Linked DNA regions of Homo sapiens: region 2 is linked to region 1. A link is an interaction called in ENCODE POLR2A ChIA-PET data of the cell type or tissue named here. Cell type or tissue: IMR-90. All regions are shown on one strand. Links, peaks and the distances in the headings refer to the core of each region. The heading gives the core; the rest is flanking DNA.

Region 1 (8,430 bases), core at 199-8,198:
CCAGTGACAGAATATTCTCCTGCTTTTGTACTCATCTTGCTGGCTGCTCCTTCTCCTCTAATTAATACTGGCATGTGCCAGGGCTGAATCCTTCTAAATCTGTATACACTTCCTAGATAAATCACACTTCTACATGCCAATGACTCCCAAATCCACACCCCTAGAATAGATTGTCAAATGCAGTCAGATATCCAACTGCTTTTTAGACATTTCTACAGATTTTAAAGGTGTCCAAAATGTCATATACTTAAAACAGAACACTTAACTTTCTTCTGTAAATTTGCTTCTCTCCCAGTTTTTTCCCCCAACCTGATCTCCATATATTCTCCCCATCATTTACTGTATTCCAGTCACATTATGCTCTTTATGTTCCTCAAACATTTCATTGTCTTTCTTGTTCTCACTATCTATAAAGCTCTTCTCTCAGATCTTCACACAGCTGGCTCCTTTTGCCATTCCGATCTCAATTAAAATTCCCCTTTTTCAATTAGGCTATCTCTGACTGCCTAATGAAAGCAGTCACCAGTCTCTACCACATTATCCTTTTTTTTGTACACGTAAGACAAGGTCTCACTCTGTCTCCCAGGCTGGAATGCAGTGACACAATCACAGCTCACTGTAGCGTCAACCTCCTAGGCTCAAGTCCTCCTGCCTCAGCCTCCCAAGTAGCTGGGATCACAGGCATACGTCATCATGCCCAGCTAATTTCTAAATTTTTGGTGGAGATGGGGTCTCACTATGTTGCCCAGGCTGGTATCAAACTTCTAGGCTTACACAATCCTCCCACCTCAGCCTCCCAAACTGCTAGGATTACAGGCACAAGCCTTACAGTGCCCAGCCTTACACTATCCATTTATCCATTTTAATTCTCTGCACAGTACAAACCACAAATTTCTCACTTGTGTATTATTTGTGTTTCTCACTTGTGTATTATTCTTCTTCTAGAAGGCGGTTCTCATGACAGCAGGGACAGCTTCTGTCTTGTTCATCACTGAATCCCCAGTATCTAAAGTAATTATCGGAACATAGCTGGTACTACGTTTGGTGGTAAATTAACACACAAAAATTTTTTTAAATTAAACTTTCCTTAAATTAGTGTGTCAAAATAGTTGATGAATTCTTTTATTTTTCTGGAAAAATATCATTTTACGATGCATTCTAAGATGCACCTTTCTTTACCTTTTGTACTCCTTGGATCTTTTAAACTGATTCTTCAGGAAACTATAGGTTCAAGGTACTCTTCTATATGACCAACCATAAGTCTCAGAATTCTGTTTAAACAAGAAAAAATGTTAGATTTATTCAACTTACATAGAAGTTTATCATTAAAAGGGTTTTAAAATAATTTTTAAAAATAAAATTTAGAACTGTCACAAAAATGTATATAACCAATTTTAAATTCTATAAATTGTTTCTAAAAGAAAACAAAATAACTTAAAACATGAATAAACTAAAACAATCACTTAATTCTGGTACAGAAGTTAAAAGATAAAAGTATTAAAAAACTGTAACTATAAAAATGTTAATGAGTATACAACATAAAAGGATAACATTGTGACATCAATAACAAGGGAAGAGTAAGAAAGTTACATTTTTATATGCAATTGAAGTTAGATTGTTATACGCTTAAGACAGACTGTTTTAACTATAAGGTGTTTTTATATATAAGCCCCATGGTAATCACATGTGAGGACTGACACAAGAAAATGAGAGGGGAGTCAAAGCACAACTACAAAAAATAAAGAAAGAAAGAAAGAAACACAGAGAAAAACAGGAGGAAAGGAAAAGAGGGACAACAGCACTACAAGAAAGACAGCAAGCCCTTCTCTATCAGTAATCACTTTAAACGTAAATGGATTAAACTCCTCAATCAAAATACATGGAGTGGCTGAATGGATTTAAAAAAAAAAAGAAAGATCCAACTGCATGTTGTCTCCAAGATTCACCTCAGATTTAAGAACAGAAGCTGAAAGTGAAAGAATGGAAAAATATATCCCATGCAAATGGCAGCCTAAAGAGTATAAGTGACCATACTTAGATAAAATAGATGTAAAGTCAAATACAAGAGACAAAGAAGGACATTATATAGTAATAAGAGTCAATTCATTAGGAAAATATAGCAATTATAAATATATATATATATACACCCAACATCAGAGGACCCAAATATATTAAGCAAACATCAATAGAACTGAAGGGAGAAACAGCAGATACAATAGTAGCAGGAGATGTCAATACCCCACTTTCAATAATGGACAGATAATCCAAGAGAAATCAAGAAGGAAAGCATAGATTTAAACAGTGTATCAGTACAGTCATCCTTTGTTATCTGACATGGACTGGTTCCAGGACCCCCCACCAAATATTAATACCAAAATCTGCAGATGCTTAAGTCCCTTATATAAAATGATGTAGTATTTGCCTATAACCTATGTGCCTCCTCCCCTATACTTTAAATCATCTCTAGATTACTTATAATGCATAATACAATGTAAATGTGATGTAAATAGGTGTTATACTATATTGGTTTCTTAAATTTGTATTATTTGTAAATGGTTTTATTCTCTGAATATTTTTATCCACAGTTGGTTGAATCCACAGACGTGGAACCTTCAGATGCAGAAGGCCAACTGTATAGACCAAATGGACCTAACAGACATACACAAAACATTCCACCCAACAACAGCAGAATACACATTATTCTCAAGTACACAGAGAACGTTCTCTAGGACAGATCACCTAATAGGGCACAGAACAAGTTTTAACAAATTTAAGGTTGAATTATACTAAATATCTTCTCTGATCACAGTGAAATGTCAGAAGGAAAACTAGAAAATTCATAAGCAGATGAAATTTAAACACACTGTTGAATAACCAAAGAGTCAAGGAAGACATCAAAAGAGAAATTAGAAAACATCTTGAGACAAACGAAAACACAACATACCAAAATGTATGGGATGCAGCAAAAGTGTTCTGACAGGGAATCTTATTTCAGTCAATGACTGCATTAAAAATGAAGAAAGATTCCTGCAGGTGTGCTAAAAAAAAAAAAAAAAAAAAAAAAGGAAAGATCTCAAACAATGCAACTTTATACCTCAAAGAACTAGAAAAAGAAGAACAAAGCCCATAGAGAGCAGAAGGAAGGAAATATGATTAGAGTAGAAATAAAACAGTGAATAGGAAAAAAAAAAAATCAACAAAACTAAGAGTTGTTTCTTTGAAAAGACTAACAAAATTGACAAATCTTTAGCTACACTAGGAATAAGAGAAGACTCAAAATCAGAAATAAAAGGAGAAATTACAACTGATGTCACAGAAATAAAAAAGTATTTTTTTGAGACAACTCAATAAATATACACCAACAAATTAGATAACCTAGAAAAAATGGATAAATTCCTAGAAATATGCCATCTACCACGAAGGCTGAATCATGAATAGAAAAATGTGAACAGAGTTCACAGCAGATTTATTCATAATGGTCTAAAACTATAAACAATCCAGATGTTCATTGACAGTACAATGGATAAACAAAATGTGGTATTCATATAATGGAATGCTATACAACAAAGAGAAGACTGCATGCAACAGCACAGATGACTTTACAAGAGAGTACATAGTTTTTTTAAGAATAGACAAATTAATCAGTAAGTCAGAATGATAAAATAAAAAAAGAAAATCTGAGCAGACACATATAACTTGTAATTATATTGAATCAAAAACTTCCCAATGAAGAAAAGCCAGGACCATATACATGACTTCACTGAAGAATTCTACCAAACACTGAAAGAATTAATACCAATCCCCCTCAAATGCTTCCAACAAACTGAAAAGGGAACATTTTCAAACTCTTTATGAAGCCAGCATTATGCTGATATCAAAGCCAAAGACACCATAAGAAAAAAACTATAGACCAATATTCCTTATGCATATTGATGAAAAATTCTCAACAAAATACTACCAATCCAAACGCAACAGTAAATTAAAAGGATTATACCACATGACCAGGTGGTATTTATCCCTGGGATTTGAGCAAGGTTCAACATATATTAATAAAACCAATCCATGTGCTACACCACATCAACAAAACCAAGGATAAAAATCGTATGAGGGATCTCAATTGATGCAGAAAAAGCATTTAACAAAATCCAACACCTATTCATGATAAAAAAAAAAAACGCCATTCAACAAACTAGGAATAGAAGGAATTTATAAACCAAGAAAAGGAGGAATTTCTCTTTCTTAAAAAATAAATTGGTTTGAAAATTATGCCCTTTGACTCAGTAATTTCACTTTGAGAAATAATAAAATAATCAAAGATGCATCTAAACTTTTATATTCATTGAGATATTATTAAAAATAATAAAGCTAGGCCAGTCACAGTGGCTCATGCCTGTAATCCTAGCACTTTGGGAGGCTAAGGTGGGTAGATCACTTGAGGTCATGAGTTCAAAAACAGCCTGGCTAATATGGTGAAACCCCATCTCTACTACAAATATAAAAATTAGCTGGGCATGGTGGCACACGCCTGTAATCCCAGTTACTCGGGAGGGTGAGGCAGGAGAATCGCTTGAACCCAGGAAGCGGAGGTTGCAGTGAGCCGAGATAGCGCCACTGCACTCTGACCTGGGTGACAGAGCGAGATTCTGTCTCTAAAAAAAATAAAATAAAATAAAAACAGTAAAGCTAGAACAAATTTAAATGTCTAACTGCATTAACAGTGGCATGAAAATATATCAGACATAAACCTGAATATAGCAAAAGTATCAACTGTGATTGCTCCTAGGTAGTTTATGGATGGTGTTTTTTGTTCTTTCTTTAGTACTTTCTAAAATTTCTCCCATGAACATGCATTACTTTTATAATCAGAAAGCTTAAGTGCTGCATTTTTTTTCTTTTTCTTTTAATTGTCCAATACTAGAGGCCTAGCTATACATGAGGAGGCAAATAAGATAAAACACAACCTGTTATCTATTCCAGAGAACAAAAACTTAACAGAGACTATTTTTCTAGCCATTTAAAGAAAACAAAGTTTCATCTAGTTAATAATTTTAAAATTATTAATTAAAAATGGCTAACTCAGGAATTTGAATTTTAAAAATTAAAACTACAGTTTTTCCCTAACCTAATAACCTACTGACCCACTGACCTACTTTGGAATTTAGGTTTGTTAATTCTGATACCACAGGTATTTCGGGAACTGACGGATCTATTAACATTAATTAAAAGTAGTGCTGAAATTTAATTGACCGGTATAATACAAAACCTAAGGAACAAACCTTAACTACTTTTATTACCACTTATGAAAAATTCTAACTTGCTTCTGCAGATTACTGATTTTGTATTATAACTGAAACAGTAATTATTTCTAAGAGAAAAACTATTTTAACTTGCAAAGAAAGGCCCAAATATTTAATACTTTTTAGATTCGTTGTTTAATGTACGAGGAAAAAATGAAATTAAACAGTGGTTCTCAATTTATTCAATATTGAATGTATTAGCCACCTCTACAACCGATATAAGATATTGGCAAAATAAAACACATATTTGGTTTTACAGCTATCTCTACAATCAATTTAAATTTGAAAACTGACCTGTAAGAATAAGAACCACATCCCAAACCAGTTTTATGAACCAGACCTCTTAAAACCAGAGAGGATTCTGGCTCAAGACAAACATCAACTGACACTATAACTCTAGCCTGCTGAATGTCAAGATGTAAGATATTCACTAAACCTCATTAAATAAACAAAAACTAAAAAATTAATACAGTTCTCTTAGTGGGACAATACTATTCCAACGATTCAACTAATATATATTTTTCAAGTAATGTCTGAGCTTTGTATTCATATAACAGACTGATCTTGCCCACAGAGTATAGGAGCACCTTATCCCCTTTTCAGAGATAAGACTAAGGCCTACATCTGTCCTCAGCCCCAAGTAAGCCCCACATAAAACCTGAAGGTGGAGGGAGAGCACAAGCCTCAGAATGAATTTCACATGTAATCAGGTACCATAAACCTGAAGCTATACGACTCTACACCTGGCCTTCATCCTGACACCAGCAGGAAGAAAGAGGGAGCCCTGTGGTAGGCAGAATAACAGCCTCCGAAGAATGTCCATTCCCTCTTCCCTGGACCTTATGAAGATGTTATGTCACATGGCAAAAAAGGACACTGCAGATGTGATTAAGGATAAGGATCTTGAGATGTGGAGATTATCCTGCATTATCCAAGTGGGTCCAAAATAATCACGTGAGTTCTTAAGAGGAAAGGACCTTTCCTAGCTGTGGTTTGATATATCAGAAAGAACGGTCAAAAAGATGGCAAGTTAAAGGCATAAGAATGATACAATGGACCATGGGGACTCGGGGAGAAGGGAAGGATAGGAGGGGGGATGAGGGATAAAAGACCATACATTGGGAACAGTGCTCAGGTGATGGGTGCACCAAAATCTCAGAAATCACCACTAAAGAACTTATCCATGTAACCAAACACCCCCTGTTCCCCAAAAACCTACTGAAATGATAATTCTTTTAAAAAGATGCAAAGTTGCTGGCTTTGAAAGTGAAAGAAGGTGGCCACAAGCCAAGGAATTCAGGTAGCCTCTACAAGCTGGAAAAAACAAGGAAACAGATTTTCTCCTGAAGCCTCCAGAGAGAAATGCAGCCCGCTGACACCTTGGGTTCAGGTCAGTGAGATTTGTGTTGGCCTTCTGAGCTGCAGAACTGTAAAACAATAAATTTGTATTGTCTTAAGCCATTAAGTTTGTGGTTATTTGTATGGTAGCAACAGAAAACTATACAGAATCCGGTTTCTCTCGATAAACCTGGCTCTCACCAACACTTCCCTTTCAGTATTTACAGCAACCTGCATAGGAGATCATCAAAGAGAATCCCATTATGCCCTCCATTCTTTTTACATCAGTCAACAAGAAATGCCCAAGACTCCCAAGTCATCCCCCATCCCTATATACTTTCATCCCTATATACTCTGTATGTCCCTACACTGACCCCTTTTCTCTTCCTCCCCCAATTCCCGAAATCCTTTCGCAGTGTCTTCTGGAACTCATGGTACACATCGTCGTTAAAATATCCTATTTCCTCAGTATTGTTGTTGCACACTCTTCACCTTACTTGCTCCCAGCTGTAACCTCTCTCCCCTCTGGGAGTTCTGCTCTAACTCCAGCCCTTTCAAACAATGGCTTCTCTCTCATGTGAGATAAAATATATTTACTCTCCCATATCTCAGATGACCAAGCCCTGTTGGTGGGGTGAACTTCCTTGTAACTCACTGTCATTTCTGAATTATTCTCTCCCTCCCTAAAACCTTAGCTTTGACTCTCATGCCACCAGACTACATCAGCTATTATCCCCTCCTTATTGTAGTCATTCACAAACCCCAGGATAAGCCCCTTCACTCCACGAAGGGTGTGACCCTCTCCAATACCTCTTTTGAATTTCAATGTACACAAAATGATCCCCCAAAACTGGCCAGTGAGTTCCTTGATCTCTTCTGCAACAATTTTGTGTTCCACCCCACCTCCCACTCATTCTGCTAGTGTTACCCCAGAATTCACCATTACTAATATCCAAAAGACCCTCCGTATCCTCAATTTTAAGCATCTAAGCCCTCTCTCACAAACTGGGATAGCATGTGATCCACCTGATGCAAAAAGACAAAAAACACAAACTTTTTTTAAAAAAACAAAAAAACTGCTGGGCGCAGTGGCTCACACCTGTAATCCCAGCACTTTGGGAGGTCAAGGTGGGTGGATCACCTGAGGTCAGGAGTTCAAGACCAGCCTGGCCAACATGGTGAAACCCCGTCTCTACTAAAAATACAAAAATTAGCCGGGCGTGGTGGCAGGCGCCTGTAATCCCAACTACTTGGGAGGCTAAGGCAGGAGAATCGCTTGAACCCGGGAGGTGGAGGTTGCATTGAGCCAAGATTGCTCCACAGCACTCCATCCTAGGTGACAGAGCGAGAGGTCGTCTCAAAAAAAAAAGAAACAATCAAAAAACAAAAACAAAAAAACTGACAATATAGCTCTAACTTATTTATGTTGGGTCTTTAAAAAGAAAAAAAAAACTGTGCCAGCTCATAATCTTTGTTGGAGCCTCAGTTTCTCTTCCTAGTAAAGGCACAAGGGAGTAAAGCAAGTTTATTTGACATGGTCGGGAAGACTAAACATAGTGACAGTCAATGATTGGTTATGTTGTTAATTACCTTCTATGAGAAATGCTTCATTCTTTTTCATGTTTCTCTAAACTCTAGCCTTCCTTTTGACCACTGAGTCCTTTATACACTTATCATATTGATAAGCTATTCTGTGGCAAAATGTAATGATTGCTTACCACTTTAATATAGTTCAAGTTGTGCTGACTATAAAAACTTTTTAAAATTCCAATTTACAGTATTTACTAACACAAAC
Region 2 (8,430 bases), core at 155-8,154, 440 kb after region 1:
TAAAGGAATAAAGAATGGCTACTCCATAGCAGAGCAGCGCCATGGGCTGTTCAGCTGCTTGTACTTATTGTTAGTTCCTTCTTGATTATATGGTAAACAAGGGGTGGATTATTCATTAGTTTTCCAGGAAAGGGGTGAGTAATTCCTGGAACCAAGGGTTCCTCCCCTTTTTAGACCATATGGGATGACTTCCTAACATTGCCATGGCATTTGTAAACTGTCATGGTGCTGGTGAGAATGTCTTTTAGCATGCTAATGCATTCTAATTAGCGTATGATGAGCAGTAAAGGTGATCAGAGGTCATTCTCCTTGCGATCTTGGTTTTGGTGGGATTCAGCCGGCTTCTTTACTGCTAACTGCTGTTATCAGCAGGGTCTTTGTGACCTGTATCTTGTGCCAACCTCCAATCTCACCATGTGACTTAGAATACCCAGCCTCCTGTGAAGGCAGCCCAGTAGGTCTCAGCCTTATTTTACTCAATCCCTGTTCAAGATGGGGTTGCTCTGCTTCGAACGCCTCTCACAAGTATTGTTTCACTCAGAATGGCTCAAAACATGAATTTTATATCCTCAGCCGGGCGCGGTGGCTCACGCCTGTAATCCCAGCCCTTTGGGAGGCTGAGGCAGGCGGATCACGAGGTCAGGAGATCAAGACCATCCTGGCTAACAAGGTGAAACCCCATCTCTGCTAAAAATACAAAAATTAGCTGGGCATGGTGGCAGGCACCTGTAGTCCCAGCTACTCGGGAGGCTGAGGCAGGACAATGGCGTGAACCCGGGAGGCAGAGCTTGCAGTGAGCCGAGATTGCGCCACTGCACTACAGCTGGGCAACAGAGCAAGACTCCATCTCAAAAAAAAAAAATTTTATATCCTCACATCCAATTCTTCCCCTTGCTCCTGGATAATAACTCAGGCAAAATCCATGACTTTTCTGGTTTCTCTGTTGTAAAACAAGCCCTTAATCAGAAATTAAAATATCTAGTTCCATTTTATAACCAAATCTTTAAACACAGCTTATGATCAATATTCTCATCCTTCTCCAGCTTGGGCCTGCTGCCAGCAGAGAAGAAAAGGGAGGTGGTCACGGTCACGTTCTTTACTCTAATCATGCCCACTTCCATTCTTCCCCTCCCTGAATTGCTGATGGAGAGCAGGAGAGCTCTCACTTGACCAGTACTGCTATGACCCAGCCTCTGCCCTCTGGCCCTACCAGGTGTTTAAACCTGTCTTTTTTGCTGTGGGTTCTTTGGGGATCCTCCTCCCTTGAGAGAGAGAGAGACAAGAAACAAGTGGGCAAGCCAGCCTGGACCTAGGAAATAGACCTGTATCAAGCCCAAGTCAACAAGTGAGTATTTTCATGTTTCTGCACAGTTAGGACTTTCTGAGCAAGTTTTTCTGGAGTCCAGATTAAAGAACAAGCTTTAGAAGTTAAATTATGACTATGACTGAATAGGTAATGAGACAACTGTAGAGAGATTTGTCTCCCCAGAGGTCTGTGTTTACACTTCAGAGGAGCAGGGTGGGAGGGGGTAAAACCTGCAACCAAGAAAACATCCCAAGAGCTGTAAATGAGGAGAAGCTTCTCTTATCTTCCCCCAGACACTTATTTGCATTCCAAAAGGTAAGAAGCCCAGACCTTTCCCTTTGCTTCCCCAGCAAAATTGGTGTACACTAGAAAGCAGAGGTTTCTCTGCCTTTCTCAGAAGGGGAAAAGAGAAAGCTGACCCTCTCGTATATAAGCTCTCAGATTCATAATTTTGAGGGGGGCTTTCTCTCCTGCAGTACAGAACCTAGTACATATAAGAGGACATCTGGCTTTCATCATATCACTCTAGGGGGTTGGGGCAAGGGAACTGATAGTTATTGACATGAATTATAATAACTTTGTTCTCTGCTCCAGAAACTTTATATTTGCATTCAGAATAACATAAATAAATACAGGTATTAAAAACCTATCAGCCATTGAAAGAAGACTGTGCATGGTTCTGTCAGAGGTGTGTGAACCAGAGCAACTCCATCTTAAATAGGAACTGGGTAAAATGAGGCTGAAACCTACTGGGCTGCATTCCCAGATGGTTAAGGCATCTATGTCACAGGATGAGATAGGAGGTCAGCGAAGATACAGGTCATAAAGACCTTGCTGATAAAACAGGTTGCAGTAAAGAAGCCAGCCAAAACCCACCAAAACCAAGATGACCACGAGAGTGACCTCTGGTCGTCCTCACTGCTGCACTCCCACCAGTGTCATGACAGTTTACAAATGCCACAGCAACATCAAGAAGTTACCCTGTATTATTTAAAAAGGGGAGGCATGAATAATCCACCTTTTGTTTAGCATATAATCAAGAAATAACCAGAAAAATGGGCAACCAGCAGCCCTTGGGCCTGCTCTGCCTATGGAGTAGCCATTCTTTTATTCCTTTACTTTCTTAATAAACTCGGCCTCACTTTAATCTATGGACTCACCCTAAATTCTTTCTTGCATGAGATCCAAGAACCCTTTCTTGGGGTTTGGATCGGGACCCCTTTCCAGTAATAGTTCTTCACTGGAGCATATGTGATTCATATGCTAAAAAGGCTAATGTAATGCTGAAACTGCCCTTACAAAGATTATGACAGCAAGAGAAATTTAGCATGGCTGACTCTATCTTGCTTGTAGACTCATGGGCTGGCTGTACTCACTCACTCCTGGGCATAGGCCAGGCTAACCATGTGATGAATTTAGTTTACAGTTTAACTATGAAGCAAGGATGATAATAGTCCTTCTCTAAAACGGATTCCCTCCTTGTTGGGGGGCTGAAACTGCCTTTATAAGACTAATGAAAGGCCACAAGATTAGGATTTTGGGAAGGGCCTACATTCTCCTAAAATATAGACATAGTTTCTATAATCCCTTACTGTTCAGGAGTCATGTAGCCAGAGGTCAGAAGATTTGTCACTTCCCCATTTGCTCCTGTAGATAACATCACTATTATAGAACCTAAGATTGGTCTTTTGAGATGTTTCTCAGACTTTAGCATTCTGGAAACCAATTGACCCCACCCAGACCCATGAATTATTACTCAGCTGGTCTTGTGGCCCCCACTCAGAGGCAGAATCAGCACATGAGGACTGTTTCCACACCCTTATGACTTTATCCCCAACCCATCAGCAGCACCAATTCCCTAGGCCCCTGCCCCTGAAATTTTCCATAAAAATCCTAGCCTCTGAGTTCTCTGGAAGACTGATTTGAGTGATAACTCTAGTCCTTCACTCAGCTGCCTTGCATTACGTAAACTCTTTCTTTACTGCAATACCCTGGTCTCAGTGAATTGGTTTTGCCTGTGCAGTGGAAGAAGCAAGGATGAACCCATTGGGTGATTACAGTAATAGACTGTTTGATATACATTGAGTGTGCTGTGCAGGTATAGTAAGAGAAATAAGCATATCTCAATACTCAGCCATAATCTAACACAATCATTTCTGGGAATACATTTTAATAAAAAAACCGAGAAACTAGACTGTTTCTACTCCAGAGGGGTTAGCCAGATAAGGGATGGGCTTGGAGACCATGTCAAGTGAGCAAAAATGGAAGGATCTGGGTTATTTGTTCTGAAGAGTTATCACATGCATGAGACAAAAAATTCATTTTCTTTTGATTGCTTGGAACAAATTGCTCATACTTATGGAGAAACAGATTTTAGCTTCATATAAAGAAGACTTTTTCCAGCAAAGACGTTCAGCAATGCAATGAGCTGCTTTAACAAGTAGAGCACTCTCTTTTGTCATTGGACTTGTTTAGGTGGCAGCTGGGATGGCCATCTGTTGGAGAGGTTGCAGAGGAAGTCTGTGTTCTATGTTGGAGGTTGGTCTAATTGAACTTTTAGGACTCTGATAACTCTATGTCTCCACAAAGTTTAATTGATCTTTGTCTGAATATTTCCATATTTGGTCATTGTCCTTCGGAGCTCCCTTTCTTGGCAGCCTGCTATATTCCCAGAATTGTGTTAACTTCCTGAGTTCAAGTCAAGGCTCTATGATTTACTTCGTGATTTCTGGTAAATTACTTAATCCCACCTGTAACATTGTGAAACCAATACTTCCTACTTTTAGGCCTCTTATGGAGATTAAATGAAATGGTACTTGTAAAACATGAATTGTGTAAAGCAGCACTCACTAGAACCCAGTAATACACAATGGCTATGATTAGTTTATTAGTCTCTTAGCTTCTTGTCTGTCTCCATCCTTCTTTCACTTGGCTACCTACTCACCCTTCACATCTCACTTAGTTTTCATTTATATGCCTCTTATTTCCAGTGAGTTTGAGTCTCTTCTTATGGTAAAGAGCCATTTGGCAAATTATATTTTCATACTTGTGCCTACTGTTAAATTATTTTTCTAATTTATTCTACTATTTGTTAGTCATTTTACTGTCAATTTATAGGATCTCTTTCTATATTAGGTTTACGATATTAGTTGCAAATATTTTCCTGGCTTATTCTTTGTCTTTTGATCATAGACCTTTTGACGTGAAGCAGGCTTGTTGTTCTAATATTTTTATTGATTTTATTTTTTTACATAGGGTCGCTCTCTATTGCCCAGGCTGAAGTGCAGTGGCACAATCCTGGCTCACTGTAGCCTCAACCTCCCCAGGCTCAGGTGATCCTCCCACCTCAGCCTCCCAAGCAGCTGCACACAGCTTTTAGGTTGGTGCAAAAGTAACTGCGGTTTTTGCCATTAAAATAGCAAAACCGCAATTACTTTTGCACTAGCCTAATAATTTTTTTATTTTATGTAGGGATGGAATCTCTCTATGTTGCCCAGGCTTGTCTCGATCTCCTGGGCTCAAGCAATCTACCTGTCTTGGCTTCCCAAAATGCCTAAGCCACTGTGCCCAGCCTGTTGTTTTTAATATAGTAGTGTTCATCAAGTCTTTGATTCATACAAAGGTCGTGAACCTCTACCTCTATTTCTTACTGACACCAAAAAGTGATTAAAAGGTATAATTCCTTGCGCTATCATTATGAAATGAAAATGTCTGCTGTTGTTGTAGACACACAAACTGCTACATCATCAAGATGCTTCAGCGCTGTGCTTTTAAAAGGGACCCTTTCTTGATATAATTTTCCAGTGTCTCTGCTACTAAAGAATAGCTTCTCATAACATCTGATCATTTACACAGCTTGAGTGTCTTTTGTAGCCAAGGTACTACAGAGGCTCCACTACAAGGCTCCAGACAGGCTGGAACTATTGTAACCATTTTCTTTACCTGCCAAGTAATCAGGTTGCCAGTCAAACCGTACACCTATGGAATAGGGAAATTGAGTCCCTGCTGCTTAAATAAAAGGCCCTGAATTAGCTGGCAGTAACACTGACATTTTAGATTCATCTCTGGCCTAGTCACTACAGGGAAGCAACTGTGTTATACTGGAGAGAATACTGGACTTTGTGTCAGAAGGCTTGATTCATTTACTTCAGTGCAGTGCGATTCAATTCAATTCACATTTCCTGATCTTCTATTAAGGCCAGATAGTCTGCTTCGGTTATGGGTACAAAGAAGCTGTTTTGTCCCTTAAAGAGCTCACAGTCTAATGGGAGAAACAGGATCATCAGTGACTACAGTAAACAACATCCAAATACACAGACTGTCTTAAAAATACAGAGAAGAAACCTAAGAAAAAGGAACTTGATTTCTCTCTGTTAATTTCTGTTACATATTATGTGCACACACCCAACTATATCCCAGACATTGCTGTTATATCACCTTCAGCACCTTATATCACAAACCAAACTTACTATTGGTCCCCTGTCCCTTTCCAGCCCCTCTGCCACACCAACAAGATAGCTTCCTGATTATGCCATCTCAGGGTCTTCAGTCTCTGAAACTCTAAACCTTGATGTTTATCTGGATTCCTTCCCCTCCACTCACAGAGGCCCTTCCCTCACTAAGCCCTGCCCATTCTTCCTTTGTAATATTTTGCACGTTTCCTTCAGACCTTTATCATGTCATTAAAAAAATCTTCTGACTCTTGTCCTAGATAACATTGTTTTCTGCACCAGTCACTATTCACCATTCCATGCTTCTACTACCCAGATATATTTCCCGCAAACTAATTTCTTCATGTCATTTTCCAGCTTTAAAAGGTCAATAATTCTCCATTACATATTGGATAAAATTCAAGCTCTGAAATCTAATATTTGGTGGGTCCTTTAGTCATCTGACTTCACTTTTTATTTTCAGTCTTGTCATTATCTATGCCATTCTGCTTGTCCCTGGCCCCATCAGATGGCTGTATTTATTATTGAGAAAAACATTCTTCCCTATCATTTTTTCCCATCCTGTTATCTCCTCTCCTCCCTTTCTTCCATCCCCACATCTCTTGCTTCCTCTTCTTTATGCATCCAAGTTCTAGTCATTTCAAGGTCCAACTCCAAGTCTTATCTACTCCATAAAACTGAGAAGTAGCTCAGTTTTATGCTGAGGTCTTCATATCAGACCTTCCTCTGAAGGTCTTCAGAGCGTCTTTTTCTTTTCTGAATTCCTAAAATATTTATTCTGTGGCCTTAACGGGTATTTAAGCATATATGTATCAGATTGCCAGGGCGGCTTAACCAACAGAAATGTATTGTGAAACAATACATTTCTGGAGGCTTGCTTTCTGAGATCAATGTGTTATCAGGGTTGATTCTTTCTGAGGGCTGTGAGGGAGAATCTGTTCCATGCCTTTCTCCTGGCTTCTGGTGGTTTGCTGGCAATTTTGGCATTCCTAGTAGATGACATTCTCCCTGTGTTTGCATGATCTTCCCTCTATCTCTTTACATGGTGGTGTTCTTTTTATAAGGATACCGGTCATATTGGATTAGGGGCCCACTCTACTCCAGTATGACCTCATCTTAACAAATTAAAGCTGCAATGACCTTATTTCCAAATGAGGTGATATTCTGAGGTATTTAGAGATAAACTTTAAAGTCCCAGGGTGGGGTGCAGTGGCTTGATCACAGCTCACTGAAGCCTCAACCTCCTGGGCTCAAGCTCTCCTCCTGCCCAAGCCTCCTGAGTAGCTGGGACTACAGGCATGTGCCACCACACCTGGCTAATTCTTTTTTATTTTGTAGAGATAGGTTCCTATTTTATTGCCCAGGCTGGTCTCGAACTCTTGGGCTTAAGCAGTCCTCCCACCTCAGCCTCCCAAACTGCTGGGATTTCAGGCATGAACCACTGTGCCCAGCCCATTTGTGATCATTGTTAACAGCAGCTTGAGGAAACTAATACAAGGAGGAAAAGTAGGGAAGGGACCAGATACACTGATGGAATCAGCATAAGTCAGGTTGGAATCAGCTGGGCCATGCACTGATGGAATCAGCTCTGGCCCAGGAAATTCCTGCCTTTCACACCCCACACCCTGAGCAAGCAAATGCCAAGGAGCTGCTGGAAGACAGGTTAGTCTGGGGAGACAAGTTAGCCTACGCATTTCTATCACAGTGTCTAGGAGCGTCATCATCTATCTTTCTTATTGTTCCCTAGAGAAGACCACATTGATAGCAGCCAGAAAAGAGCTTGTTGATGTCCGGCATGAATAATGCCTGTCTGTGCCCAGAGAGTTTGCTCAGCCTGCCATGGATCCTTCCTGCTGGGGGCACCTGCAGAAGTCGTGAAGGTGGGGAAGGAAAGCATCCACCCATGCCTAAGGTGAAACTGCATGGAACCAGCTCACGATTCTCTACAGCAGAAGACGGTGGGAAACACTCCACCGGAGACAATCCTGCTGCTTTTAGCCCCACTTCATTTCCACTTCCAGAGCTACCTGGTGCCACCTGTGCCTTTTGAGGTTTCTACAGAGTCGTTAGGTTGCTCCTGAGCTTTTCCCACTGCTGGATGAGATTCAAAATTTTCTGAGCTAAGTCAGTTTCCAGCTGTCCTTCTGCTATGCAGTCCTCAAATTGTATTGATATTGTCTTCTCTACAATCTCTTTGACCTGATGGTTTTTAAAAAGCACCTTAAAAATTCCTTTATTGGCCGGGTGTGGTGTCTCATGCCTGTAATCCCAGCACTTTGGGAGGCTGAGGCAGGTGACTCACTGGAGCCCAGGAGTTGGAGACTAGCTTGGGCAACATGGTGAAACCCCATCTCTACAAAAAATACAAAAATTAGCCAGTCATGGTGGCACACTCCTGTGGTCCCAGCTACTCGGGAGGCTGAGGCAGGAGAATCACTTGAGCCCAGGAGCAGGCAGGTTGCAGAGATTGTGCCACTGCACTGCAGCCTGAGCGACAGAGCAAGACTCTGTCAAATAAATAAATAAGCCCTTTATTGTAGTTTTAGGGGAGTGAAGGAGGGAGAGAGCTGAAATAACTGTGTATGTTTAACCTGCTCTCCTTAGTTAGATGGTGCAAACTTTTATCGGAAGATTTGTGCCTTGATTCACTTCCGGAAAATTCTTAGCTGTTAT

Evidence for each region. ChIA-PET counts read pairs that join two places held together with the same protein. Peaks named below come from ENCODE experiments on the same cell type or tissue, not always from the same donor. Only the 100,000 strongest peaks of a DNase experiment are listed, where the experiment ranks them.
Region 2: POLR2A ChIA-PET joins it to region 1 with 10 read pairs; 1 of 35 experiments calls an interaction of 5 or more read pairs at or near these places.

The regions. Positions count from the first base shown.
Region 1 is chr4:55,488,195-55,496,624 of GRCh38, forward strand. It overlaps CLOCK (clock circadian regulator), which reads right to left. Exons shown (of 23, transcript NM_004898.4): 3 at 1,180-1,271. Among named protein-coding and RNA genes, the nearest start is that of CLOCK, 54 kb to the right of the region's middle. In IMR-90, for the core only: no CTCF peak of the experiment used is centred there; a DNase peak (open chromatin) is centred at 3,467.
Region 2 is chr4:55,925,304-55,933,733 of GRCh38, forward strand. The region is part of intron 3 of EXOC1-AS1 (EXOC1 antisense RNA 1); the gene reads right to left. Among named protein-coding and RNA genes, the nearest start is that of EXOC1-AS1, 18 kb to the right of the region's middle. In IMR-90, for the core only: no CTCF peak of the experiment used is centred there; a DNase peak (open chromatin) is centred at 6,748; H3K27ac peaks cover 676 bases.